Regions from separate parts of the Homo sapiens genome. Here region 2 is linked to region 1. Evidence: chromatin loops called from intact Hi-C (ENCODE). Cell type or tissue: prostate gland. All regions are shown on one strand. Each heading gives the region's core, and the rest is flanking DNA. Links, peaks and the distances in the headings are about the cores only.

What was found. Hi-C counts contacts between places; a loop is a spot of excess contacts. Peaks named below come from ENCODE experiments on the same cell type or tissue, not always from the same donor. Only the 100,000 strongest peaks of a DNase experiment are listed, where the experiment ranks them.
Region 2: a loop joins it to region 1, with 2.2 times the contacts of the local background. A loop is called at or near these places in 1 of 110 quality-filtered maps.

Annotation. Positions count from the first base shown.
Region 1 is chr10:12,867,106-12,882,254 of GRCh38, forward strand. No RefSeq gene overlaps it. Among named protein-coding and RNA genes, the nearest start is that of CCDC3, 130 kb to the right of the region's middle. In prostate gland, for the core only: no CTCF peak of the experiment used is centred there; DNase peaks (open chromatin) are centred at 5,735, 6,276 and 8,216; H3K27ac peaks cover 2,168 bases.
Region 2 is chr10:12,790,441-12,805,589 of GRCh38, forward strand. It overlaps CAMK1D (calcium/calmodulin dependent protein kinase ID), which reads left to right. Exons shown (of 11, transcript NM_153498.4): 6 at 718-793. Among named protein-coding and RNA genes, the nearest start is that of MIR548Q, 73 kb to the left of the region's middle. RefSeq lists enhancers at 5,962-6,463, 13,037-13,537, 13,538-14,038. In prostate gland, for the core only: no CTCF peak of the experiment used is centred there; no DNase peak of the experiment used is centred there.

The DNA.
Region 1 (15,149 bases), core at 5,594-10,593:
AGAGGAAGGGAATACACATAGTTATATATGCTGTCTTGCATTACAAAAAAGCAAAGATAAACCAAAAGCAACAGAAAAATTAACCTACAGAGGAAGGAGGAATGGAGGGGAAAAGTCAGGAATAAAAGCTGGACTTCTCTGAATATATCTAATTTTATAGATTGGACATAATTATAAAAACCAGATTTAAAAATTTTAAAGCCATCTCTAAAAACTTAAAATGAAAACAAAAAGCCTACAAATAAATTGGTGGTATAAAAACACAAAGAGGAATTATTCTCTTCCAAGGTACTGTAAACAGTTGACTGTCGTCCCTATTGGGATATATCATGAAGACAAAAAATGCTGCAAAATAGATCTTAAACATTTCTCAACGATCATATTGTTGATGATAGTGTTGATATCAGACACTGTTACATATGTACTGTGGGGGAAGCAAATTCTTACCTTGTGTCATTGGAAACTGGGATTTTTACTAGCTGAGAAAGAATCAAAGAGGTTAAGTAAAAGATAGTTTGAATTTGAACTGGAAATATTAATGCAAATTTAAGATGTGTTTCATTTTTAAAAATTTGTGTATTTCCTGTTCTTTCTTCAGACAAAGTCTATAAACGATAATATAGCCAGTAGCAGTGAACACTGCCATTGCTCAGACTATGGTATCTAAATGCTATTTCGGACTATGAAAAAACACAGTGTCTTAGAGAAAATGTTGATTCCAGGAATTGTACTAAATAAGCCCAAATGTCTTCTCATAGAAGTTATCAGTAACTACTTGGGTTGTGTCAAAGGGCTTAGAAGCTAAATTACCTCTGGGTAGCTAAATAATTGATGGAGTTGGGGGTGGTTCTTTATAGAACTATTCTAATAGAATTAGCATATTAATATTTGAAGCCCTAATTAAGTAATGGACCTGAGCAGTAATCATGAATGGCTGCTAACATCACAGAAAAGGAGATAAGCAGATATTCTATCTTGCCTGATAAAAAACACAAATACAAAGTAATCATATTTAAACAAATGTCTGAACAAGCCTTTAGCTCCAACTACCAATTTATATGAAATGAAGAGTCAGAGGGCTAGGATAAATTTTAATCTCTCCTAAGTAGTGAGTTGGGATATGGAGCAAGAGCCTATCTGGTCTTTCTGGAGGGAAGGGAAAGAGGAGAGAAGAAATTTAGGAGCTTGGCCCGGGAGCTCTCTTTGCCAGTCTCTCTCTCACCTTCACCTCAGTCTTGCTGGCATCAGAAGAGACATGAAAAGGGAGAAAACGGTAGTTGTGGTCAACTCTGTGGTCAGCAGTGTTTACAGTGGCAGGCTGTTTATAGGAGTGAAGAGGGATGCCTTCCATTCTCCCTTTGCAGAGGCCAAGATTGAACTCTCAACGAAGAACAGCATTCTTACTGCCAGAACGTGTTTTGCTGGCCCAGGTAGGCCTGACAACCACTTGCTCAGGTTATCCCATGACAGGCCTACCTAGTTGCTGGCCGCAGACTTCTCTTAGTCAAATCCTGCCTTCCACAGGCCTATGGATAGCAAAATCCCCTAGAACCAAGGACAAAATATCATTCCCACTGTCAGGATTTCTGGATTTTGTTTTTTGTTTTTTGTTTTGTTTTGTTTTGAGATGGAGTTTCACTCTTGTTGCCCAGGCGATAGTGCAATGGTGCAATCTTGGCTCACCGCAACTTGTACCTCCTGGGTTCAAGCTATTCTCCTGCTTTAGCCTCCCAAGTAGCTGGGACTACAGGCATGCACCGCCACACCTGGCTAATTTTGTATTTTTAGTAGAAACAGGGTTTCACCGTGTTGCCCAGGCTGGTCTCAAACTCCTGACCTCAGGTGATCCACCCGCCTCGGCCTCCCAAAGTGCTGGGATTACAGGCATGAGCCACCGCGCCCAGCCCCCACTGTCAGGATTTTTAATGTTTCTCAGTGTTTTGCCCTTTCATTTTATTTAATTAATGTATTAGTCCATTCTTGCACTGCTATAAAGAAATAACTGAGACTGGGTAACTTAAAAGAAGTTTCATTGGCTCACGGTTCTGCAGGCTATACGGGAAGCATGGCAGCTTCTGCTTCTGGGGAGGCCTCAGGAAACTTACAATCATGGCGGAAGGCAAAGTGGGAGCAGGCATTTTACATGGCAAGAGCAGGAACAAGAGAGAGAGCAGGCAGGTGCTACAAACTTTTAAACCAGATCTCACGAGCACTCACTATCATGAGAAAGGCACCAAGGGGATAATGCTAAACCATTCATGAGAAACTACCCCCACGATCCAATCACCTTCCACCAGTCCCCATCCCCAGCACTGGGGATTACAATTCGACATGAGATTTGGGTGCAGACACAGATCCAAACCATAGCAATTTATTTATTTGAGACAGGGTCTTGCTCTGTTGCCCAGGCTGGAGTGCAGTGGTGCGATCATAGCTCACCACAGCCTCCAACTCCTTAGCTCAAGCGATCCTCCCACCTTGGCTTCCCAAAGTGCTGGGATTATAAGTGTGAGTCACTGTACTCAGCCCACACAACTGTTTTCAGAGCTGGTGGATGTTAGGGCATTGACTTGGCTGCTTTTTTCTTCCTAGAAGTGAAAATAACAGTGTCTTGAATAAGGTAGAAGTTTATTCTTCTTTTATGTGAAAATCCAACTGCTAAGGAGTCCAGAAAGATAGGGCAGCTCCCTTTCAGGAAGTCTTTTGAGGACCTAGGTTTTTCCTATTGTGTTGTTCCGCCATCCCATTAATGATGCTCTGTCTACCTGCATGGTCAAGAAGAGCTCAACACCATCACCCCCAGCCAGTGAGAAGGGAAAATAAGTGATGGACAAACAGCTCCCATTTAAGCATCTAGCCAGAACCACAGGCATCACTTGCACTCATCCCATTGGACAGAACTTAGCATGTGGTCACAACTAGGTACAAGGAAGGCTGGCAATTGTAATCTACAGCTAGAGAGCTGAAACTTAAGGGGTTGTAAAAATACATGAAAGAAGGGGCTGGGTGTAGCGATTCACGCCTGTATTCTCAGCTCTTTTTGAGGCTGAAGTGGGCAGATCACTCGAGGTCAGAAGTTTGAGACCAGCCTGGCCAACACGGTGAAACTCCGTCTCTACTAAAAATACAAAAATTAGCCGGATGTGGTGGCATGCACCTGCAGTCCCAGCTATTCAGGAGGCTGAGGCAGGAGAATTGCTTGAATCCAGGAGGCTGAGGTTGCAGTGAGCTGAGATCGTGCCACAGCACTTCAGCCTGGGCCACAGAGTGAGACTTTGTCTCCAAAATAAATAAATAAATGAATAAATAGATACAATACATGGGAGAAGGGAAGGTCTGTTGGGTGCCAACTAACAGTCTTTTCCGCACCTCATCAGCCGAGTTGCCTGGTGACAACATTTGGAGATAATCAGGGAAGTGGACTGTGACTTCATCCTAACTCTCTCTCTTATCTCATTTTCTCCCCTAAGTTTTCTCTCCTTTTCCTGTATCTCTTCTTATCTCCCTCTCAGTTGCTGATGCTCCTTTGGGATAGCAGGTCTTTAGAAGTAGCTAGGGTCACTGTAAACGTATACAATTTTTTTTTTTTTTTTTTTGAGACAGAGTCTCACCCTGTTGCCAGGCTGGAGTGCAGTGGCGCAATCTCGGCTCACTGCAACCTCCACCTCCCGGGTTCATGCAATTTTTCTGCCTCAGCCTCCCAAGTAGCTGGGACTACGGGCACGTGCCACCACACCCAGCTAATTTTTAATATATACAATTTTTATTTGTCAACTCTACCTTAATTTTAAAAAGAAAGAAGGGAGAGAAGGGAAGGAAGAGAGGAACATATAGCCAAGGTACATTTTATCAGAGCCCCCAGGTGTAGCATTCACCTTACAAAGTAGGAACCACGGAGAATCCAAGGATGTTCTTGAGGCAAATTCTAGCCCACCGTGTTTTGTGACCTTAGCCCTTTGGTTGCATGGTGAGCATGGAGGACTCTTGTTTTTATTTGCCTGATATTTGGGTTTTGAACTTGGAAAATGAGGAAGGAAGAAGGAAGAGAGATTAGTGAATGAGACTGGCCCATCTTCTCTTAGAATCACCCAGGGAGCTTCAAGGCACTGCCATGGTTGAGAACCACTAGCGGAGCTTGCCAAGGAGACACCGCACATTTTGCAAACCCAGTTGCACGTGGTAGTAGACAAGAAAGGCAAGGGCCACCACAACCCATCAGTGATGGTGTCTCAGCTCAGGCAGCTCAGGTGTACCTCACCCAGGCCCAGGAGCCATCTATAAATGCTTACACATGCTAAAGACCATTGAGGATACAAGACAGAAACCAGAATCCGGAGAGATAATTCAGCCACCTGGGAAGAAAATGAGTGCAGCGAATGGGATTCCTATTTCAGTTGCTACGTCTGGCCAGGATGTCTTTGTTCTCTCTTTTGAGCAGTTCTCATGTCCCTAGGGCAATCTCTCATGCCCAGGTATCGTCATCAATGGAAAGAAAAGAGATGCAGAGAGTTGGGGCTGGGTTACTGAGAGACCTGGGACCATCCTGGAGCAGCGCCCATGTCTGCGTCATCTGTCACCTCTCTCGGGTGCCTGGCTCATTGCTAGCAGTGTCTCTCCTCTTACAAAATGAATGGGGGAAGGGCAGAACGTTGCTGTTTTAGGGTTCACTACAGTTTGGGCTGGTTGCTGTGACTGAGCAGCTGAGCTCCTGTGAGGAAGAGGAAGGACTGGTCAGGGGCCCTTAGAGCTCAGAGGACAGTGCAAGGCACTTCATTACGTCCCCACCATAGAGCCTTCCAGAATGTGCAGTGTCCACTTAGATGGGCTCCAGGGAACAATTGCTTCCTTATTTTCTCTCTCCTTCCTTCCTTTACACCCTTACATCCTGGCTGATCCCAGGTCTAGTCTGCCTTCATTCTTATGTCTGAGTCTGGGCCACCCATGCCTGGCTGTACCCTGGAAGGCCCATGGCTGGACCTCAGGCAGGAGCCCCCTCAGGACCCAGCCCCTCAGTTTCCAAGGCTTCCTTCATGTTGCATGATGTCAGGGATCACTGTGCCCATGCGATGGACGGGGTAGGACGGAGCAAGGAAGGGACATGGAGGAGACAGAAAGTAAAGAAGTAGAGCATCATTCCACCTCACACCCTCCCTGTGTGAAAAAGGAGAGGGCCTGGTGACAGCAGGGGGTGACATGCACCAGAGAGCCAGAGCCACCTGCGAGAGTGTCACTGAGCTCCCCGGGTGGAGCCGCAGGGGAGGGCTGAAGGCAGACCAAAATCCTCTTCTGGGAATTATTAGGAAAGTGGGTGCAATTCATGGACTTCCACAGAATTTTCCATTCTGGGAGATTCGTGGAAGAGAAGCATATGTTATTTCCATTAAAGAACATCTCCAGGGGACTTCGAGGTATTCACATTATAGATCCTTTCTTACATAGAATAAAGCCACATTAAAAAAAAATGTGCAGCAGGAGACAAACATCTTTAAAGGAACCATTTTATAGAGTGAGCCACCCCATGTGAAGGCAGTCCCCTTTTGGGCAGTGATGGGGGTGTTGAGAAGTACAAACCTCTACAGATCTTACATCCGCCAAACAGCACGCTCCCAGTACAGAGCTTTCTCCCTTTGACATCTGAGCAGTTTACGTTTGTTTGTTTTGAGACGAAGTCTTGCTCTGTTGCCCAGGCTGGAATGCAGTGGCGCGATCTCAGGTCACTGCAACCTCTGCCTCCCAGGTTCAAGCGACTCTCATGCCTCAGCCTCTCCAGTAACTGGGATTATAGGTGCCCAACACCGCATCCAACTGATTTTTGTATTTTTAGCAGAGACGGGGGTTTCACCATGTTGACCAGGCTGGTCTCAAACTCCTGACCTCAAGTGATCCACCTACCTCAGCCTCCCAAAGTGCTGGGATTACAGGCATGAGCCACCACACCTGGCTGGTTTCCATTTGTTACATCCATGCCCCCTGCATATCTCATTTCACTAAACATTGGCTCTGTTTTTGTGTCTGTGACCATTCGTTCTTCTCTTATGATTCTGAAAGTGACCTTCTGTCTCCTTCCAGTTGCTTCCCTCCCAGGAGCCCAGGGCAGATCTCTGCTCGTGTGGCTCTTCTCCCAGTTACAATCTCAGCTAAGGGGAGATTTTGTCTCTCTTTTACATAAAAATCTCCTCAAATCTACGACATGGGCAGCCTTCCACACTGCTCAAAGTGTTGTCTCTGCCAAGAGACAAACACGGAAATCGAAGGTAAACATCTAGAAAGTTTTTGGCAAATTGACACTGCTGTAACGCCCACGGAGGTGATTCTGAACATGACATGATATTGCCAGACACCAGCCCTGCTTCTGTAGTAGGGGGCCTTGGAGCTGCTAAGGCAGCATGGTGGTGACAATGACCCCCGTGACATGCAGGTGACCGCACCATAGCTCAAGATGTAGGAGACAGAATGGCCTTATGTCTTGGTTTGCCTGAGACAGTCCTCTTCATCACTATGGTCTCAGCATAATTTGATGATGATGCCCCTTTTCCACTCTTAGAAGTATCCCAGCTTGGCCGGGTGTGGTGGCTCCCAGTACTTTGGGAGGCGGAGGCAGGCAGATCACCTGAGGTCAGGAGTTCAAGACCAGCCTGGCCAACATGGTAAAACCCTGTCTCTGCTGAAAATACAAAAATTAACTGGACTTCGTGGTGCATGCCTGTAATCCCGGCTACTCGGGAGGCTGAGGCAGGAGAATCACTTGAACCCAGGAGGCGGAGGTTGCAGTGAGGTGAGATTGCACCCTTGCACTCCAGTCTGGACAACAAGAATCAAACTCCGTCTCAAAAAACAAACAAACAAACAAACAAAAAAACCCATAATTCAGCCCACCAGTGGCCTCAGGTTACTGTGTGTACAAGGTGTTTGTGGGATATTTCTGGTCTCCCACAATTTCAGCTGATGTCCAGAGTTAAAGGGCTCTAAGTAAGTACCCCACCTTCTATAAAGTGTTGCTAAGGAAAGCCCTCAATGCTAAGGCTTTGATACAAAATACCATTGATCCACCTTCCCCTCAATCTTTTTGTTTTGTTTTGTTTTGTTTTTGAGATGGAGTCTCACTCTGTCGCCAGGCTGGAATGCAGTGGCGCGATCTTTGCTCACTGCAACCTCCGCCTCCTGGATTCAAGTGATTCTCCTGCCTCAGTCTCCTGAGTAGCTGGGATTACAGGCATGCCCCACCAAGCCCAGCTAATTTCTGTATATTTAGTGGAGATGGGGTTTCACCATGTTGGCCAGGCTGGTCTCAATCTCCTGACCTCATGATCCGCCCACCTCGGTCTCCCAAAGTACTGGGATTGCAGGTGTGAGCCACCGTGCCTGGCCCCCCTCCATCTTTTTGCATCAGAAGAGACATGAAAAGGGAGAAAATGGTAGTTGTGGTCAACTGTGTGGTCAGCAGTGTTTACAGTGGCAGACTGTCTACAGAGGTGAAGAGGGGTGCCTTCTCTTCTCCCTTTGCAGAGGCCAAGTGGGGAAGGTTGAGGAGCAAGAAAGGGAGACCAGCATTTCCATTTCCCAGTTGGGTTCCCATTTGGGCACCTGCCTGTCGGGCCATCTGCCCGGTAGGAAGCACTTCCTCGATAACCGTGCAGCAGTGCCTGACCCCAATTCATGCGGCTCAACTGTGGATTTCTCTCTTTAGTATGAGGGGTACTTAGCAGAGTTGGTTTTTTTTTTTTTTTTTTTTTTTTTTTTTTTTCAGATTTGGCCTTTAACTGGCAAATTCTGGGTCAGGAAGAGCGCCCCTCAACATTTTTTGATGCTAATCCTTCCCCCCCAAATCTGCCACTGGTTACAGTAACTCAGCTTTCCCACTTGAGCAGTTTGAGGGATGCAGGGTCTGACAGGAGCCCAGAGGCCGTTCAGAGGATGGGCACCAACAGTACCCTGGCTCCAAACAGGGCAGCCAGGTGCAAGGTGGGCACAGGGCTTAGCAGGGAAGGTGGGCCGGCAAGGCCAGGTGCATGGCAGGAGTGGCGGGGAGCCTGGTGGGCTGTGGGGAGTAGAGGTAGTTCATGGCCAGCCTGGAGCTGAGAACATGGAGAAAGAACCCCAAACTCTTAATTTTTCTGTAGAACTTGGCTGGTGCTCAGGGCTGCTGGCAGCCTCAGCTGGAAATCTGTTTACCCAGAGAACGAAGCATCAGATAAGCTTTGTGGTGGAAGAGAGCCATGATTCTCAGTCTAAATGTTGAAATTAGAGGGAGAGGCAAAGAGAATCCAATGGAACTTGTGGCCGGTGAAGCTCTAGTGAGCCTGAGGCAGTGACTTGGGTCTAAGGTGAAGCCTTATTTATGGAGAAGCGATCCCAGGCGAAAACAGCTGTTGGCCAGAGTTTTGGAGAAACATGAGTTGACTCAGAATTAGGCCATGAACTTAGGTTATTATTTGCCTTTTTTCCCCTTGATTTTTTGTTTTGGGATTTATTTAAATTATGTTTGGTAGAAGGAGACTTACAAATAGGCAGATTGTTATTTTTCTTAACTTTATAGTATGAGTTCCATTAGGAGATATATATGACAAAGTGGTATTTATGAACATATTAGGGTTCTCCAGAGAAACAGAACCAATAGTATCTATTTTATATATACACACACACATATGTGTGCATATATACACATACATTTATATTGATTTTTTATTTTTTTGAGAGAGGGTCTCACTCTGTTGCCCAGGCTGGAGGGCAGTGGTACCACCACAGCTCACTGCAGCCTCGACCTCCCAGGCTCAAGTGATCCTTCCACTTCAGCCTCCCAAGTAGCTGGGACCACAGGCACGTGCCATCATGCCCAGCTAATTTTTTTATTTTTTTGTAGAGACGGAGGTCTCCCTGTGTTGTCCAGGCTGGTCTCAAACTCCTGAGCTCAAGCCATCCTCCTGCCTTGCCCTCCCAACAATTGAGATTACAGGCATGAGCCACCATGCCTGGCCTATTTCTATGTATTTATATGTGTATGTAGTATGTAGAGCTTTACTGTGAAGTATTGACCCATGCAATTATGAAGGCTAAGAGGTCCCACAATCTGCCTTCTGCAAGTAGAGACCCAGGAAAGTCAGTGGCATAGCTCAAAGGCCTGAGAGCTAGAGACCTAGTGGTGTAGATTCAAGTCCAGGTCTGAAGGTCTGAGAACCAGGAGCACTGAGGGAAGGAGGTGACCCACCCGCCAGCTTCAGCAGCCAGGTAGAGAGCAGATTCCTTCTTCCTCTGCCTTTTTGTTCTATTCAGGCCCTCTGTGGATTGGACGACGCCCAGCCATGCTGGGGAGTGCCATCTGCTTTATGAGTCCACCAAGCCAAAGGCAAGTCTCTTCCAGGAACATCCTCCCAGACACAACTAGAAGTAATGTCTAACCAGCTCTCTGGGTGCCCCGTGGTCAGCTTGACACATACAATTCCCCATCACAGTGAATCATGGATTGGGAGCTGTGCTTTGCTGGTGAAGCAGCTCTCCATGGGGAACAATAAGCCCCGATTTGTAACACTTGCTGGCCTTAGTGGTATAAAAGCTCCCACTTCCACTCATTTCAAGCTCTCCCGTGAAGTCACTGAGCAGGGAGTGGGAGGAGATAACACACGATCACCTCTCACAAGCCAGTCCAAGCTGGCTCCAACACCCCACAGTGGGGACCAGACATCTGAGAACAAACAAAATGTTTAGGCTCACAGTTTTCACTACTCCCTTAGAGTCGGGTGGGAGGACAAATTCTGGGATTCTATATTTTCGTGGTAGGTGTTTTATTTTATTTTTATTTATTTTATTTTTTGCTTTTTGGGTTTTTTGTTTTTTGTTTTGTTTTTTGAGATGTAGTCTCACTCTGTTGCCCAGGCTGGAGGGCAGTGATGCAATCTCTGCTCACTGCAACCTCCACCTCCCGAGTTCAAGCAATTCTCCTGCCTCAGCCTCCCAAGCAGCTGGGATTACAAGCGTATGCCACCACGTTCAGCTGATTTTTGTAATTTTTTTAGTAGAGACGGGGTTTCGCCATGTTGGCCAGACTGGTCTCAAAATCCTGACCTCAGGTGATCCACCCACCTCGGCCTCCCAAACTGCTGGGATGACAGGTGTGTGCCACCGTGCCTGGCCATATTTATTTATTTTTTGAGACAAGGTTTTCCTGGTTCACCCAGGCTGGAGTGCAGTGCCCTGATTGTGGCTCATTGTGAGGCAGGAGAAAAAGGCCTGGAGGCAGGGAACTTAAGGCCAGCCAACCCGTGGTGACTTTCTGAACTAAATCAAACTGAAAGCACTTCAGCAATGACAGGAATATGAATGGCTTTGTAACTTCACTTCATCCTCTCCATTTACATAGACCACACACACCAAGTAATATCCTCTCCATTTACAATAGGGTGCCTTCTGAATAAATGACTCTGTAACTTTACTTCATTCTTGGTTACAGCCAAGTAACCAATGGGAAGCCTCTAAAGTGTTGAAACTCCAACAAGTTCTGTAACCGGGGGTCTTGAGCCCCTATACTTGGGCCACTCCCACTCAGTGGAATGTACTTTCGTTCTCAATAAATCCTTGTGCATTTTGTCCAATTCTTTGTTAGAGATGCCGAGTACCTGGACACCTTCTGCCGGTTACAACTTCAACCTCCGCCTCCTGGGTTCAAGCGATTCTTCTGCCTCCGCCTTTTGAGTAGCTGGGATTACAGGTGCGCGCTACCACATCCAGCTAATTTTTGTAATTTTAGTAGAGCCAGGGTTTCACCATGTTGCCCAGGCTGGTCTCGAACTCCTGGCCTCAAGAGATCTACCTGCCTTGGCCTCCCAAAGTGCTGGAATGACAGGTGTGAGTCACTGTGCCCAGCCAGTGTTTTAGAATTTTTTTTTAACATCTACCTACTATCTCTCTCTGGTTCTAATAGTAATTTCTTTCCCAACCGTCTAGGGCGTTGGAGAATTCAATCCCATCTGTCATGTGGAAATTTACATCAATCTAACATTACTCAAGCTGGAAAGGATCTTATCGAGTCTTCTACTTCAACCCATTCATTTCAAGATGTGGAAACTAAGGCTCAAAGAGATAAAGTGACTTGTCCAAGATCCCAGGTAAAGTTTCCAAAGAAATCAGAACTAACATCTAGTTCTTCTGATATGTATGTGTGTGTGTGTGTGTGTGTGTGTGTGTGTGTGTGTGTTTCTACTGCAATTTGCTGTTCCTCAAAGATGTAGCTGTCAAAGATAGAAACAGGGGCCCTGCCTCTGAACAATACATAAGAGGGAGCCCATGTATTGTTCTGGATGGGTTAGAAGTGGACATCAGCCACCAATGTACAGTACATTATTACCCCTCTTTACTTTGCTACGGTACAAGGAGTAGCAGCCTGGGAGGAAGACCATAAACCTATAGCATTTGCCTCGAAATCAGATTGAAGAAACCCTGACAGAACTCAACTCTGGAGCCCCAGGTATGCGTTCCTTGGATCCAAGGAATATCATGCCTTCCACCAAGCTCTGTAAGAGGCAGAATTGCATGGCACTTTGTAAATTGATTGGGGATTTTTGTTTGTTTGTTTTTTGGGAGCTAGAGGTGGTAGCAGAGTCAGCTGCAACAAGATGGTGGTGAAAAATAGCAAGTATGTGGGGAAAAAAGGAAGCTGCACATTTCCTTCCAAAATGCAGAGGGTGCCTTGGCCCTAAAGTCACCAGGGGGAGAGAGAACACCTCTCCCTGGCAATTGATTTTGAGTCAAAGTACAAAACAATTGAAAGACAAGAGGCAACAACTGGTCATTGTTTGAATCTACAATCATTCAAGTGAAGTTTTGTCTCCACTGCATTTTTACATAATGCTAAGAAAGGCTAGGATCATCAAAGATGGAAACTAAATGATCTCACTCAGGATAGCCTCCTCACTGTTCTTTACAACACCAGCAGCATTCTTGCCCCTCACTAGTGCTTACCCTGAGAAGCAACCATTTTCCATCCTTGATATTCAGCTCAGTGCAGCCCTGACAACCTCTGAGGGCTGGAGTCGATTTTGTTGGACCTTCTTGAGAACTATTGACTGAGGAGTATGGGAGCCTCTGTGGACTGTGTGCGGTTCATGTTAACTTCTACAGTTGGTTATAATGGAGTCAGTCTAGTTTTTTCATATCTAAATTGATTTCATTATTTTATATTCTCAAGTGAAGAATGAAGTTTAGGTAAAAGCAAGTTCTGGCTACATGTCAAACTCAATCATCAGCCTTTCTTCTCCTCAAGGCTCCTTTCTTTCCCATGCATATGGTGAAGATGCATATATTAGTTTCAGTCTTTCCCGAGTGGCCTGTCAGCTGTGCTCCTGGAGTCTGTGGGCTCTCTCATCCCTCTGGGATCCCACTTTACTGCCAGCTGGGTGCTAACACACCCTTTGATAGGATGGCATTCCCTGTCCCTGGTTCCAGTGGGGAGATGTGACTGCATTAGTAATTAAAAACTTAACTTGAATTAAAGTTTCCTTTTTAGTTTAATGTAGTTTGAATTAGGTTTTCTAACATCTGGAACCAAAGAATCCTGACTGAGTTCACGTCACTGCTATATATATTTAGCTTGTTTCTATCAACCTGGCAGGTATCTATTTCTCACATGTGACACACTCAATGTAATTTTTTTCTTTTCATGCCCTAAGTGAGCTCTATGTGGATTTTTCCATGTTTCCACCTGTTCCCTAGTGCCTGCTACTAAAGGGTATGGATAATTAAATGAAATTTCATTGTAGGGGGTGAGATGCATTTTATAGTAATGTGCTATGACTTTCCCCAGTATCCAAGAGAAAATCATTTAAGAAGTGAAGCCTTCCCAGTAGATCCACTCAATGGCATATTCCAGTTCCTACCCATTTTCCAAAGTGCTTCATCCCTACAATCTTCCAACACCATGTGGACTCTCTACCCACCTAAAGTGTATCCTGAAGTGCCTCAGCCCCTAGAGAGAGCTCCCCAAATAGTTGCTCTTATTAATGTGATACTCTGCAATTAGCTCGATGGCTTTGGAAGCAGACAGCTCAAGGTTCACAAACCTAGCTCCATCACTTACTAGTTATATGAATGAGGAGGAAGTTAGGCTTTCTGACCTTTATTTTCCTCATCTGTAAAATGGGGCTCCATTTTTTATTGTAAAATACTTGCTCCAGGCCAGTTGTGAAGATTCAATAAGACAATAAAGGAAAAAATAAAACAACAAAAAAAACCCCCAGAACCTGGTGCAGACTAAATTATAGCCCAGGGCCTCACACTGGTGGGGACCCCTCCACATGGGTCAAAGCCATTAGGTATAGTTCTGTATTCATTTGAATGGTGTCAGCCAGTCAGAGTGCACCTTGTCATGGTGCTGAACATCTTTTTAATAGCATGGGATTTAAACCATGCTGACCTTATTCTAGCCTTCAGTTTCTTCCCTCACAGCACCCTTTTAAGGAAAGAACAACTTGGCAGTATCAAATAAGACCAGCTGCCCTAAATTAAGATTTTAAACATTTAGTTTAGTTCTAGTTTGAAAAGAACCAAATGTCTCCCAAAAGCTCTCTGATGTCTGGAGAAGTATTTTTATTTAGAAAGGGCACCATTTTGTTCTTTAAATGCCTTGAGGTTGGCTATTCATAAGACATTGCATTTTTAAATTAAATAATTAAAATCTAAGCTCTATTCCAATTGCTCCTGATATGGTTTGGCTCTGTGTCCCCACCCTAATCTTATCTTGAATTGTACTCCCATAATTCCCACATGTTGTGGTAGTGACCTGGTGGGAGATAATTTGAATCATGGGGGCGGTTTCCCCTATACTGTTTTCGTGGTAGTGAATAAGTCTCATGAGATTTGATGATTTTATCAGGGGTTTTTCTTTTGCATCTTCCTCATTTTTCTCTTGCCACTGCCATGTAAGAAGTGCTTTTCACCTCCCACTATGATTCCGAGGCCTCCCCAGCCATGTGGAACTGTAAGTCCAATTAAACCTCTCTTTCTTCCCAGTCTCGGGTATATCTTTATCAGCAGCAAGAAAAGAGACTAATACAGCTCCCTACAATTCCTCTTTAAGATGTGGTTTTCCCTGGGATGTCAAGCTCAGTTCTACTGAGGAAAACACATCTCCTGGGAGAAGAAATGGGATTTTAGGGATGTGCTCTTTCCACTTCTGCTATATTGTCTGTGCTTTTAGGGATAATTAGATCAATAAAAGACATAGCTAGCTGGGTGTGATGGCTCATGCCTATAACCCCAGCACTTTAGAAGGCCAAGATGGGAGGACTGCTTTGAGCCCAGGAGTTCTGGACCAGTCTGGGCACTATAGTGAGACCCTGTCTCTACCCAAAAAAAAAAAGAAAAAAAAATAGCCAGGTGTGATGTTGCATGCCCATGGTCCCAGCTACTTGGGAGGCTGAGGCAGGAGGATCACTTGAGCCTGGGAGGTCCAGGTTGCAGTGAACTATGATTGTACCACAGCACTCCAGCCTGAACAAAAGAGACCCTGTCTCAAAACAAAACAAACAAAAGAAAAACATATTGTTTTTTGACTCTTGGGTGAAGGCCTATAAGTTAGAAACTTCTGTCCATCTAGGTTCATTGGAATTGTCTTGCAGAAATGATAGCTTGTAGAGAGCATGAAGAGGGGTGAAGGAGATTGATGAGTTTGGAGTCAGCAAATGAGGCTCAAGTGACCTGAAGACCCTTACTGGGAGGGTCCCCATATGAAATCAATGCTAGTCACCATGGGCCAATCTCCCACTAATGGTCAAGCATGTGGGAAGTTCTTACCATTCATGACCTCATGGACCCTGATGCTTTTAGTTCCATTTCACAGATCCATTCCAGGGCTGTCTGACCTGAAAGCCTTGCCCTTGCGATTGCTCTAGCCAACCTTTCTAGGACTGAGATGAGACAACTACAGTGCAGGTCTACTCGGAAAGTCGCCACTTCTGCAAAGAAAGATCTCACATCTTCCCATATCACTCTGTACATCATCTGATGGCTTCGGTAAACAGGGAGGAAGCTTTGGGTAATGGAATGAGCAAACCCTCAAGGCCCTGGGGGCAAGTCTCAGCTCTGCAATTTACTAGTTGCATGACCTTGTGATGATAATAGCTGAATGAACTGAACTGCGTACTCCCAGAATTTTTATTTTG
Region 2 (15,149 bases), core at 3,990-8,989, 78 kb before region 1:
GCTGACTTGAGGTGACGTCACAGACTCCAGACCTCAAAATGAGTATTTCTTTTTATGTCAGCCTGATTTGTGTTACAGTGCTTAGTACGGCACTGCCATAAAATAGCCATGTATTATGTGTTTGTTGACTGACAGAGTTCCATCAGTAATCTCACATCTCACACACACACACGCACACACACACTCACCCACACACCCCTTCATTTTTTTTAATTTACATTCTTTATATACTGTAGCGTCTTCATATTTCTTTCTAGTTAAAAATGCCTGTTGAGTGCAGTGACTCATACCTATAATCCCAGCATTTTGGGAGGCTGATGGGGGAGGATTGCTTGAGGCCAGAAGTTCAAGACCAGGCTGGGCAATATCACGAGACTTCATCTCTTAAAAAAAAAGAAAATAAAAATTAGCCAGGCATGGTGGCATGCACCTGTGGTCCCAATTACTTAGGAGGCTGAGGTGGGAGGTTTGCTTGAGCCCAGGAGGTCAAGACTGCAGTGAGCCATGATTGTGCCACTGTACCCCAGCCTGGGCAACAGAGCAAGACCCTATCTTCCTTCCTTTAAAAAAAAAAAGCCAACACATAAAATGGGTTATGTCTCTCTACTCAGTTTTTATACTCACTGAAAGTTCAGGCCAAATAGCAGACCCCAAAAACTGTCTTCAGTCCGAGGCATGTAAATTGTCAGGCTGTGTCTTTTCTTTGTCTTTCTGCAGCTCCTGAAGTCCTCGCCCAGAAACCTTACAGCAAAGCCGTTGACTGCTGGTCCATCGGAGTGATTGCCTACATCTTGTAAGTACTGCCTGCTGCCTTGGGTTCTTCCTCTACCGGCCTTTTTTTGTTTGGTGAAATATACATGAAACAAAATTTACCATTTTTAAGGGTACAGTTTAAGGGTGCAGTTCAGGGCCATGTTTAAGGGTACAGTTCAGTGGCATTAAGTCCATTCACAGTGTTGCACAACCACCATTACTATTCACTTCTAGAACTTTTCCATCACCCCAAACTGAAACTCTACCCCTTACATAAAAACTCCTTTTCCCTTCTCCCCTAGCCCCTGGAAACCTCTGTACTCTTTTCTGTCTCTATGAACTTGACTCTTCTGGGGACCTCATATAAGTGGAATCACACAGTATCCATCCTTTGATGTCAGGCATATTTTACTTAGCAAAACATCTTCAAGGCCCATCCATGGTGTAGCATGGGTCAGAATTTCCTTTCATTTTAAAAACTGAGTATATTCCGTTGTGTGGATAGACCATGTTTTGTTTATCCCCTTGGTCCGTCGATAGACATTTGGGTTGTTTCCACCTTTTGAGTAATGCTGCTGTGAACACAAGTGTAGAAATATCTGTTTAAATCCCTGCCTTCACTTCTTTGGGGTTTCTATCTAGAAGTGGAATTGCTGGGCCATGTGGTAGTTCTACCTTGAATTTCTGAGTAGCCACCATGCAGTTTTCTGTAGCAGCAGCACCACCAATTTACATTCCCAGCAGCAAACACAAGGGTTCCAGTTTCTCCACATCTAAACCAACAGTTGCCATTTTCCTTTTTTTCAATAATAGCCCTCTAATGGGTGTGAAGTGGTATCTCATTGGGGTTTTCAATTTGCATTTTTGTAATAGCTAATTAAGCCTCTTTTCATGTGCCACTTTGGCTTTTTGGTGGATACAAACCACTTGGAAATAGTACATCTCCCAAAGAAATCATAATGAGAAAAAAATGCAATGAAAATCTCAATTTCGCCTTTAGATTTCTCATTTCTTCTGAGACGTCTTATCTCCATAACCCAGGAAATGCAATTCTAGGCCATAGGCTTGTTGCAGTTATTTCAGGATCATCAGTTTTGTTTCTTATTTGTTTTGCTTAAGTCTACTGTAAAGTTATTTTTAAATTACAATTTCTTTTACAAGTTATACTTTCAAATGCTTATTATGGAACATACTTTTAGGGTAGGCTTAGGCCAACTTGTTTCTGCAATTGCTAGGAAATGAATTTCCCCATTTCATCACCCCCAAGGAGAAACATTTCCTTGCAGAAAGAGCCCCCTGCACACAATAAAAGACTGCAGGGGATGGTGATTGGAGAAAGTTCTGGCAGTGTGTGGCATCCTCTTCTCCTCCAGGAATGCTGGAAACATTCCCCCACTACACCACCACCACATTGGTTTTGGTGCAGTATCTGAGAAGCAGATGGCCTTTCTCCAGCGTTCAGCTGGGCTGCATTTGTAGTTTAGTGTGGATTTAGGTAACAGTGCCTGTAGATTCTTGTCGTTATCACAGGAGAATTTCATCCATTGCCATATACTTGGCCTAAAGGACTCTCGTTTATGGAAATTGGTAAAGGGCAGATTCACCTGAGCTTTAAAACTAACATATTGCACTTACAGAATGCTTTCCCTTTCAAAAGACATTGATCACCTTTTGCAGTTTTATCCTTTTGAGGTGTGTTTCACATCCTTTTGAGAATCTAATGAAGGTCATGGATCCTATCCCCTAATAAAATCACATGTGTGCGCGCACACACACACACACACACACACGCACGCACACAATTTTGCATACCATTTTCTCGGGGGGTGTGGTCATTGTCCTGGGTAAGCAGACACTGGACAGGAGCCCTGTGTTACTCACCCTGGCTCTCTAAGTCCTCAATTAGAAATCTTATCAGAGGTCCTGCCTCATCCAGCTTGACTATGGAAGGCTTAAGGAAATAAATGCTAGGCCAGGCCTCTTCCTGCAAAGAACTGAAGCTGGTATCAGTCATCTAGAGAAACCTTCCCTGGGGCTGGGGAAAGTAGCCCTTTTTCTGGCCTTCTGGTTATTTGTTCCTTTATGTCTATCTGGACCTTGAACCATGACTATGGTCTGCACGAATGTCTGTGGACTCCCTTTGGGTTTGTTTGTATAATTATTTCCCTGAAGTTACAGCCTTGGGGTGGGGCATTGGTACAGCTCTGGTTAGGTACTTGTTGACAGATGCTGCCAGATGTTTCTTAGAATGACTGGGATAAGCAGTTTAAAACTAAGCAATGATGTCTTAGTCAGATCAGGCTGCTACAACAAAATGCCATGTGGTTTAAACAACAGATATTTATTTCTTACGGTCTGGAGGCTGGAAGTCCAAGATCAAGGTATCAACCAATTCGTTTCCTGGTGAGGGCTCTTTTCCTGACTTGCAGACAGCCACCTTCTTGCTGTGTCCTCACATGCTGTAGAGAAAGTACAGAAGAGCAAGCTCTCTGGTATCTTTTCTAATCCAGTCACTGGCAAAGCAAACAGGATCATCATGGTTGGCCAAGTGGAGCAGTTGACAGTGGGGAGAAGCCTTGAGTGAAAGCACAGTTCTTCTAGTGAAGAAGGAGGCAGGAAACGTGTTGGCAGTAGGCAACTAACCACGTTTACCATGGACTGTAGGTAGGAAGATGTTGGAAAGAGGGCCAGCATGGCTAGATAGTATCAAGACAATACATCAGAAAGCGACATGCAAGAAGTAACCTAGTGCCAGAACAAAGAGAGACTGATTAGAAAGTTTGGATTTTAACCCAAGAGCAGTAGGGAGGGTTTTGAACAGTGTTGTGATCTGATCTGATTTACGTTCGAGTATTATCCCAGCCACTCTGAAGAAAGCGTTGGAAGGAAAATGTGGAAGGTGGAGAATGAGTGGGAAGCTCTGGGCAGAGGAACAGTGAGAGGCGCTTCTCCTGGGGAGGCAGTGATTATGGGCAGAGTGGTGAAGAGATCTCAGATATATTTTGGATGTGGAGGATGAAGGAGAGGTAGTCTTCAAGTCTCAATCCAAGGAGTTGGCTTAAATAACTGTGTCGATGGTTAAGAAAAAAGAGAGAGGAATGGTAGAGGAGCCAATTTAGAAGGGTGGGTGAGATCAATAATTTGGTGATTTAGGAAGGGGGGTGAGATCAATAATTTGGTTTTGGATACATTAAGCTTGAGACCCTTGGAAGATACCCACTGAGTAGTGTATGCACGTGTGGAATTCAGGAAAGGTCCAGGATAGAGATCCTGGCACGTACTTCTGAGTATGATTTGACAAGTGGTGCACCCAAACCCTTATGATTTCCGTATGCACTGCAACATTTGCCAGGGTTCAAATGTAGTATTAAGCAAAGACATGCCGTATTCCTTTGAGTATAAATTTGGTAAGTTTCTACTTGATGGTTTCCTGGTCACACTAGCTTTGCCCCAGAGACTAGTCCCACATCAATTTCATGACACTGTCAGACTTCAAGATGGCAGCCTGGGCTTCTGTTTTCCCTAGTGCCTTCCAGAACTCTGTGAGTCCCAAGCAGAAAATGAATGGACCCTTGGCATCTCAGTTGTATTCTGTAAGATGTTCAGACTCCTATGGGTGATAGGTCAAATCCTGGGTATGATTGACCATATAACACGACTGCACTTGGAGTACCACCAGCCTCAACTTTATTATCAGTAGATTAATCTCCTTATGAATTCATCTTTTCTCACCATACAGATGGTTGGTACTCTGTTGAGAGGCATCGAGTCTGTATCATCTTTCCATGTTTCACCCTTTGCACGGTGCCTGGAATAGAGAAGGTAATCAATAAATGCTGGTTGTTGACACTAAGAATGATAAGTTTGAGGCTGGGGGTCTGATGTACAGGGAGGCCCATGCACAGCTATAGTAGGTCACAGAATGCAGTGGTCATTGAGGACAGGGAAAAGCACCATCAAGGCGGGTCTAGAAGGTTGGATAAGCAGAGAGATAAGAGCATCAGACAGGACAGGGGAGGGAGGCAAGGACCAGAGCAGGGTGCCATGGCCTGTGTGAGGGCTCATGAAGCTATCCTCTGACTGTTCTGTAGCCTGGGTTTGTGTCGATGTCAGAGGTGGGCACTGGATTTAAGCAGCGTTAGACATCAGAACTCGTTTGTCTCATTCTCAGACTCTTTCTCCTTCCTGTGGGTCCACCGTGCCTGGTCTCCCATTCCCACCTAAAGACTTATGCACAAGGCCACTGAGCGGTCCATGAGCAACAGGCAGCATGCCAGGGAGGCCACCTCCCCACACGGAAGTCACGGAGCGCCTCATTCTTCCCAGCCACTGTAATGGAAAAGAGGTCAGCCCCTGCAGTGTTTTGGAGCATAGCACTCTTATTTTTTATTTTTGTTTGATAAACCTGTCACGCTGAGATATCAGACTGCAGCCAAAGTGGCCGTGACAAGCCGTGGCACCGAGTTTTCTCCTCTTGCACGCCATATAAACATTCCTCCTTTTGCTGGTGTGCGCCCTTGATAAATTGGCCCTCTTTTGGTCTCCATTTATCTACTATTCATCATTTGGAAGGAGAAGTATTTTTTCCTACCAAGGACACTCATTTTTAAAAACCCATGTGATGAGTTCTTATCCTGCCAGGAATCTTGCTTTGGGGATTAGGACTTGCAAAAAACATCTTTGCTCAAATAGCTTATGCTGCCAGGAAGGGCTGAGGACGGCGTGGGTTGCGCTTTGTGATAAGCGTGTTGGTGTCCAGTGTGACGGGCTTGGCTCAGCCAAGATAGCATAAGGTCCAAGGCACAAATTTTCTCAGTCAAGATGAACCTCAGCATCTCACAGATCAATCTTGATTCTGTGATAACATGCGGCCCGCCTTTCTTCTCAGAACTTGAAGGATACTCATTTTTTAAATGATTATTTAACGATCATTTGCCTAAATTATGCTCAAGTATGCTGCGTATTGTGAGGAGACACTGAATGTGGGCTAACAGCTGAGAAGGATCCTAAAGAGATTCCCACTCCCAAATTGGAACAGGCACGTCAGAGGCACAAGAGCAGGCTGGACGGGTGGGCTGAACTTGGCCATGGGTGGGGAGACCTCAGACCTCTCTGCCTAGAAGAAACTCTAGGCAAAACGCTGATGGTACTCCACTTTCTTTAGTGAGCCTCTACATTGCTCACTTTTTAAAATTTACTCACATAAATGTCGATTTGCCTGTGCATGCAGCTGAATTAGCTTTGGAAGAATGGAACAGGGAAGGCCTAATCTGCATGCTTATATCCATGTTCTGAAACAAGAGATGAGCCTCGCCAAGGCAGTTCCCATCCCTTTGAGCAATTGACAGCTGGCTCTTGATGGAATACATATGTTCTAAGGAGAATTTGAGCCCAGGCATCCCCCAGAGAGAATGCAGCGTGGTCACCGAGCCCCAAGCCCCGGGGGGTCGTGATGGCTGTTATTCCTATCAGCATGAGGAGTGCTGACTTTAATAGGGACTGTTCACTGATGTGGCCAGCGGGCAACAGTCGCCTGCTTATATTCATGAGCTTTGTGAGGTGGGGCACGGTGCCTCATTCAGGCCACTGTGGGCCCATGGTCTGGATTTTGGCTTTAGAAATTTGGAAACTTAGTTTGATCTGTTTATTCATCTTGTTCAGACATCTTTGTGAATTGATTCACAGTAACTAGACTCAGAGGAGAAAAAAAAAGACTGGACTGTCCACTTACTAAATCATAATGCAGTTTGTGCCTCACAAGGTAATTGGATATGCATGTCAGCAAACAAACATGTTCTCTCCCCTATAGGAAATGCTCCGTGAGAAACCAAATGAAAAGCAGAAGTTTTCTTTCTTTTGGAACAGGGTATCAGAGCAGTGGAGGCGGGTGGCCTTAGATATATTCACGAAGCCTGTGCTGGTCTCCAGGCCACCTTCTCCATAGAAGGATGATTCCGCTGAGCAGCTCTTTCTCTTGGCTGGGTAGCACAGCTGACCAGTTCCTTTTTTTTTTTTTTTGTTTAGAGACAGGGTCTTGCTTTGTCACCCAGGCTGGAGTGCAGTGGTGCAATCATAGTTCAATGCAGCCTTGACCTCCTGGGCTCAAGTCATCTTCCCACCTCAGCTTCCAAGTAGCTGGGACCATAGGAGTGTGCCACTATGCCCAGCTAATTAAAAACAAAACAAAACACAACAAACTTTTTTTTTTTAGAGACGGGGTCTCACTATGTTGCCCAGGCTAATCTTGAACTCCTGACCTCAAGTGATCCTCCCAAAGTGCTGGCATTACAGGTATGAGCCACAGTGCCCAGCCCCTACTGACCAGTTCTTATGAACCCTCCTTTCTTCTGCTTTAAAGACCAGCCACCAGCCACCCACCATTTCCCATTATCACTCCAGCATCGTAGTTTGATTACAGCAGGCATCGATTGTTTGTTATGATTTCCAGTTGACTCATTTTAGTTCATGGATTGCATTTCGGTTTGGCTGCTTTCCAAGGGTTTTCAGAAAGGACCTCGTCTCCCCATCACATTCTCTGCCGAGTCCATCCTGGGGATGCTAAATGCCACCTGTGGGTTGTGAGTCCCTGCAGCTTTAGTTGCAGGCAGAATTTGGGCCATATTTCAGCTTTGTTAAGCTGAGGCAAGGGACTTGAGGCATTGTCTGTGACAATTGGTTTACTACCTCTAACCCCTCAAAATACTCTGGTGTCAGAGAGCAGGTACAGGAGGTACACAACAGTGAGGGGGGAAACTTCACAAGCAGAGCAGTTGAGGGAAATCGGGCTTTTAGATGGTGAGGGGAGCAACTCCCTGCCGGTGACCTCAGGCCGTGTGGAATGCACCAACTTCTGTGGCTTTGCCTTCAAAGGCCATGAGGTAGAGAGGGCACCACAGAGCGAGAGGTCAGAAGGTAGTGGCTCACAGCCGTCACTTTTGTGCCCTGAATGGCGTGGCTTCAGGCCAGATGGAGAAACATTTTACTTCCTGTGCTCTTATTTTCATCTTAACCCCATCTCCTAGAAGCCATAGTTTATATAGCAGCTAAAGGCTTTGGGATATTTGGCCTGAAGAATGGAAGGCAGGGGACTGACATCCATTCACTTAACTCACTTTTATCGAGCCTAACATGTGTCAGGCAGTGTGATGGGGATGCAGAGATGGATGTATCACCGGCCTGGCCTAGGAGGCACTTACTGTCTGCTGGAGGTGACAGACATTAAACAGATAAATTACAATCTAGTCTTACCAGCTGCCTGAAATGGGAGGGAGGTGGTGGGGCAGCTCCTAGAACAGAGCTGGGACTCTGCCCTGGCCTGAGGAAGCCTTCCCAGGATAGGTTACAGCGATCTGGGTTTGGAAAGATGGGTGAGAATCTGCCAGGAGAGAGCTAGTCCAGGCTGCGGGAAGAGCTCTGTCTTCAATATCTGCCTAGAGAGACTGATGGTTTATCCTCTCAAGACTCAATTATCTAAAGATAAAATGTGCTGTTTGTGTATGAGAAAAGAGATGCCATTCAATTAGAAACATAGTGTTTAAAATAGAGTTTGAAGGAGTTGATCGAGCTTTGAACTTTTAATATCTCAAACTTGGGGATGGGGAAAATATAGTCTCTGAATTATCAGGATTTTTCATTCCCCTAGCAGGACACTGTGCACACAGAAGAATCAGGGGCTCTTTATTATGGTTTTATATATGTATTGGAGGTGCACAGCAGCAGCACTCAGCAGGACAGGAGCAGGGCATAGATGGTGAAAAGAACCAAGGAACATGCACAGGGGGAAAATGCCCAGCTCCACGGTGGGTGGCACAATAGCAAGCGGGTGGCTTCAGGCCCCATTTGTGACGAAGAGAGTAGAGATGGAGGCCAGGAGGGGAGGGATTCCATCGTACACCAGCAAGTCAGGGAAACCCTGGAGGACACGGGTGGGAGGATCCTTGGAAGAGTTGATCAGAAGCCCACGACTCGACGCAACACCATGTAATGTGGTGCACGGTGCCACCTTCCCGCTTTTGGTCTCCTTGCCGTCCACGTTCCAAGGGCTTGTTTTCTAGTCCATCTCAGAAGTGCATTGTTGGGAGTCAGCAAAGAGGACACGCCGAAAGTGCAGTGAAAGGCCTCAGCCAATGGGGTGGAGGGAGCACGACATTGCCCTGGGGCCATTGTCAGCCTATGCAGATGCGTAACTGCTTACCCATCCAAACTAGGAGGGAGGGAGGGAAAGAGGGAGAAAAAGAAGGAGAGAAGGAAGGAAGCTAGGGAGGGAAGGAGGGAGGAAGGAAGAACCTAACCACCAAGTAAGCAAAGTCAAGCTGCAGAAATCTAACTTGGAAATTCTCCATGGGTTCCGCATCATCGGTTAGCGCTTGGTGCTAATCGCCTCCAGGTTGGGTGTCTGCACCCCTCATGCTTTGGTGTAAAATCCACCCCTCGTGAGAACTAACTCCTCTGCTTTGTCCCAGGTGTGCGCTCAGTTTCACTGTTAGCCATGAGCTGCTCTGAAAGTGGTTTTTTCCCAACTTCCTGCAGATGTATTTGGCCCTTTAGGAGGAGGCTTGGTACTCTGCACACATGCTCCGGGCTTTCTCGAGGTGGTGTCCATCTGGCTAATGCAGGAATCAAAATGTGGATTTTGCTGCTCACTAGTCATGCTTGGGGATGTGTTTTGTTCTCCCTCCCCTCCTCCCCGCCAGTGTTCAATTTCAGTCGTGCATCAACTTTCTAAGGAGTGGGTTTCCCTTTTCCTCTCTGGTATTCCCTTTCCTTTTTCCCCTAAATCTTTTCCTAATCTGCTTACTCCTTCTCAGTTTTCAAGGCATTGTCTAAACCTCAGAGGGTGCAGCAGGCATTTATCCCCCTTGCATTTTCATCACCAGTACTTTGCCGGAGTCACCCTCTGCATGGTTTAATATGTGAACCATTCCTAGTTTCCCTGGCCTGCTCTCTTCTAAGTTTGCAAGGAGAAAGCTCTGGAAACGCACACAATCAAATATACGGTTACTGAAATCATTGGATTACGTTTTTATAACGATTCAGGTCTCATTGGCCATTAAATGCTATAAATCCAAATAATATGCTAAAACCTGTTTTGGTTACTAAGTTGGCCTTGCAAATAAGTACAAAAGATTTATCAGCTTTTAAAAGCTTTGCTTTATTTTATTATTTCTTAAAGTCTGTCATATTATACAGAGTAAGATGAATACAATTCAGATTTCTTCCTACAGGATGCAGACATTCATTCAATAAACATATGTTAAATACTGACCGAGTGCCAAGGCAGAGGACAAACAGTGGCCACCCAGTGGTCGCTACATGTGGGCACACTCTGACATCCTAAGGAGCAATGCCCAGAGTTGATTGATTTTGCTCGTGTTTTTCAGACCCCCATTGGGCCTGGGTTGGCCTTGAAGCTTGCCTAGTGTGTAATATACATGGAGATTTGTTGCTTCGGTCATTTTTATGGCACCTTGGCCTAACTGCATAAAAAATACTCCTTAACAAATATGCCTTTGAGCAGGCGTTCTCAGGAAAGCTTGAGCTGTTCTAGAATTGAGCCATCCATCCTTGGCTAAGTGTTCAGAAATACTGGCACACAAAGATCAAACTTCTAAAGCAGGTTGAGTGCATTCTGTCATCATGTTCATAATACAGCGCTCAGAATAATGACCAGAGGCAGCGTCTCCCTCTGTCCCTTCTGCAGCAGCTTAGAAGGTTATGTCAGGGTGTATGGTTGTTAGTGGGTGGTTCTGAGTTGTTGCCCAAAATTTTAAAGTATGTTGCATCATTTTCATGGGTAGAGTGTGGGACATTGGGGTGAGTCCTCAGGGCTCATCTGCTCCTCTCTCCACCTCAACATTGCTCTTCCTGATGCTGTGTGGCTGCCCTCTCACTTCAGCATCTTTCAGCTGGAGGAACCTGAGAAGGAGGAGATGGAGTTGGGATGAAAAGGAGAAGAGGGGGATAAGGGTGTGGGAAGCAGCATTTAATGATCACTATGTCACTGGAACTTTCAGATGTTACATCTCTAGTATCCATCCATCCATCCATCCATCCATCCATCCATCCATCTGTCCGTCCATCCATCCATATTTCTGTCTGTGTGTGTATCTATCTATCTATCTATCTATCTATCTATCTATCTATCTATCTATCTATCTATCTTATCTATCTATCTATCTATCTATCTATCTATCTATCTATCCATCCATCTGTCCATCTCATTCATCAACCCATCCTTCCATTCATCCATCCATCCATTCATCTATCTATCCGTCATCTATCTATCCATTCATCCATCCATCCATTCATCCATCTATCCATCTTCTATTTGTTTATCCATTCATCCTTCCATCCACCCATCCATCCATTCACCAATCCATTCATCTTTCTGTTATCTATCTGTCTATCCATTCATCCATCCTTCCATCCATCTATCTATCTACCTATTTATCCATCTCATCTGTCTATCTTCATATCTATATCTATCTTCATTATCATTATCTGTCATCTATCTCTATCAACCTATCATCTATCTATATCTATCCATCACCTGTCTGTATATCTATGTGTGTTTTATGTGTCATACATATTAGGACATGGAATACATGACATATGTTCCAATATTTATATAAAGTGGGTGTTGTTATCCCCATTCACTGAATAAACTGGACTCAGAGTGGGTGACTCATTTCCCCAGTGTCACTCACACAGTTCCTGATGGAGCTAGGCTCTGCACCTGTGTCTCCTTTCCTCTGACTTCCTGGCTGAGGAAGACTTGCCACACAAGGAAAAAGTCGCCCTTTTTCCTTGAAAAAATCACTTCTATTCTCCTTCATGGCCTTTTCTCCCAGTTGGATTAAAACAGAGAGTTCTGGGTTGCCATTAACTAATGATTATTCAGTTATCAGTGTGAACTGCTATGTTCAAATATTTTTTCATAAAATATTTTAAAATAAGTGTCAGCACTTTCACAGGTGTTTAGAAAATTCACTTATATCTATTAACTTTATTTTCCAATTTCTCCCCATCAGCGAGGCACTCCTGTCCCCTGGCCAGCCTCACAGAGCCCTGCAAGGTCTCGCCAGAGGGAACTCTTTTGCCTTTGTATCTTCTTGCAGCTTTGCATGGGAGCATAGCGCTGAAAAAGGCTTCTCCGTCCTGTTGGGATTTTCTCAGTATAAATGCAGTCTCAGTTTTCTCCAGGCCCTTTCTCCACAGACAGGGCCATCATTATCCTGGCCATTCTCCTCCCATCTGTCTTCAGAAATGCAGACTGGGTAGAACATTCCGCATTGATTTTGGAACTGCAAGACTTCTGGGCTGTTCTTCATTTCTTTCTTTTTTTTGAGACAGAGTCTTGCTCTGTCACCCAGGCTGGAGTGCAGTGGCACAATCTCAGCTCACTGTAACCTCCGCCTCCTGGGTTCAAGCAATTCTCCTGCCTCAGCCTCCCGAGTAGCTGAGATTACAGCTGTGTGCCACCACGCCTGGCCAATTTTTTGTATTTTTAGTAGAGATGGGGTTTCACCATGTTGGCCAGGCTGGTCTTGAACTACTGACCTCATGATCCGTCCACCGTGGCCTCCCAAAGTGCTGGGATTACAGGCGTGAGTCCCCGCCCCCGGCCTGCTCTTCATTTCTTTGGCAGGTCACGTGGCCTCGTCTCTGGCTCTGTTTCTAAAAGTATGATACAGAAAAATCATGACCGTCTGACTGCAGAGGCAGGTTCTGAAAGAGAACATGCAGGTGTGGTGTTTCCCCATCTTTGCAGTGGCACATCTGGATGGAGGTCCTAAAGGTTAATATGACCTGGCTCTGGAGTTGGACAAAGAGACTAAAATTCTGTGCTGTCCCTTAGATGTAAGCAAGTAGCCTAATCTTTCATGCATTTAATTCCTCATCTGGAAATTGAAGATTGAAAAACTTAGAACTATGCATTAAATAAGACAATAATATATGTAAATTACATAGCCCAGTGCCTGGCACGGTGACAGCTCCGTACATGGTAGATGTGGTTATTAACGTTTATAGGACACATTCACTAGAAGTGGTTTCTCTATTGTAGAAAAGTAAATGTTCCACTGTCCCATTTAAATAAGGCTGGACTATGGAACCCTGAGGGGCAAGACCTGGGTCTGTCTTACTCACTGCTCCATGATCAGCATTTCACACAACACCAGTGCCCTGTCAGTATCTGTAGAATTGGCCAAGGGTGGGTGTGGCTCACACCTGTAATCCCAGCACTTTGGGAGGCTGAGGCGGGCAGGTCACTTGAGGTCAGGAGTTCGAGACCAGCCTGGCCAACACGGTGAAACCCCATCTCTACTAAAAATACAAAAATTAGCCCAGCTACTCGGGAGGCTGAGGCAGGAAAATCACTTGAACCTAGGAGGCAGAGGTTGCAGTGAGCCGAGATCACGCCATTGCACTCCAGCCTGGGTAACAGAGGGAGACTCCATCTCAAAAATAATAATAATAATAATAACTATGTGTGTGTGTATAGAATTGGCTTGAAGTAGCCTTTGTTTTTTTCTAGACCAGAGCTCTGGACAGATGCCCAGGTCTCTTCTTCAGCTCCCTGGGACTCACTTTCCCTGTCTCTTAAACAAGGGGTTGGACCAGGTGATAGCTTCTGGACCCCAGAATAAAATCTTTGACTGTGTGAATCCCCCTACTTTGAAAAGCACTTCTTCAAACATACTTTTCAGCTTCTGATTTGAGGACTCAGGCTGGGAGCGGGAGGCGCCACCTGTCAACTGTGTCATCTGCTGGGCAGTTGCTGGTGGGAGGAGCTCCGCAGCAAGGAAGTCCCTGGAGGCCGTTGTTGGGGCCCTGGATGGGGTGGGCCCAGGGCATATTTGTTGAAGTTTCCTTGTGTTCATTCCAGTCTGCCTTGAGGGGTGTCATTTACAGTGGATGCCATTGGCCATCAGAAGGCTTTACTGCAAAAATAACTGAAAAAGTACTACACTTGGGAAAATTTGGTTCAATTTTCCTTTTTCAGGGTAAACACCTATTTTGGGATGTTCAGTACAACTTCTTAAGTCAGTACACACACACAAGCATAAATATTTCACACAAAGTATTTCTTGTTCATCAAAGAATAATCGATCGACAAATATTCATTAAATAGTATCGAGGCCAGGCGCAGTGGCTCACACATGTAATCCCAGCACTTTGGGAGGCAGAGGTGGGCGGATTACCTGAGGTCAGGAGTTCAAGACCAGCCTGGTCAATGTGGTGAAACCCCATCTCTACTAAACATACAAAAATTAGCCAGGCGTGGTGGTGGGTACCTGTAATCCCAGGTACTTGGGAAGATGGGTTGGGAGAATCGCTTGAACTCAGGAGGTGGAGATTGTACCATTGTACTCCAGCCTGGGCGACAGAGTGAGACTCCGTCTCAAATAAATAAATAAATAAATAAATAAATACTATTGAGTGCTAATGAAAGATACAGGCTGAGTATGATGGCTCATGCCTGCAATCCCAGGATTTGGGGAGGCCAAGGTGGGAGGATCTCTTGAGCCTAGGAGTTCGAGACCAGCCTGGGCAACACAGCAAGACCCTGTCTGTACCAAAAAAAAAAAAAAAAATTAGCCCAGTATGGTGGTGCACGCCTGTGGTTCCCACTACTCAGGAAGTTGAGGCAGGAGGATTGTATGAGCCTGGGAGTTCAAGGCTGCAGTGAGCTATGATCATGCCACTGCACTCCAACCTGGATGATAAAGCTAGACCCTGTCTCAAAAAAAAAAAAAAAAAAAAAAAGATACAAAAAAAATACTAGGCCGGGCGCGGTGGCTCACGCCTATAATCCCAGCACTTTGGGAGGCCGATGTAGGCGGATCACGAGGTCAGAAGATCGAGACCATCCTGGCCAACATGGTGAAACCCCGTCTCTACTAAAAATACAAAAATTAGCTTGGTGTGGTGGCGCACACCTGTAGTCCCAGCTACTCGGGAGGCTGAGGCAGGAGAATTGCTTGAACCCAGGAGGTAGAGGTTGCAGTGAGCCGAGATTGCGCCACTGCACACCAGCCTGGCAACAGAATGAGACTGTCTCAAAAAAAAGAAATACTAGATATAGCACAGTCTTTGTCCTTCAGGGACTTATTACCAAGGTGGGAAGGTAAACATTATAATCATGATAATAAGCCATAATATCTTTACATTTCTTTTTTTTTTTTTTTTTTTTAAACACAGAGTTTTGCTCTTGTTGCCCAGGCTAGAGTGCAGTGCGCGATCTCAGCTCACTGCAAACTCCACCTCCCGGGTTCAAGTGATTCTCCTTCCTCAGCCTCCCGAGTAGCTGGGATTACAGGCGTGCGCCACCATGCTCGGCTAATTTTATATTTTTAGTGGAGATGGGGTTTTACCATGTTGGTCAGGCCGGTCTC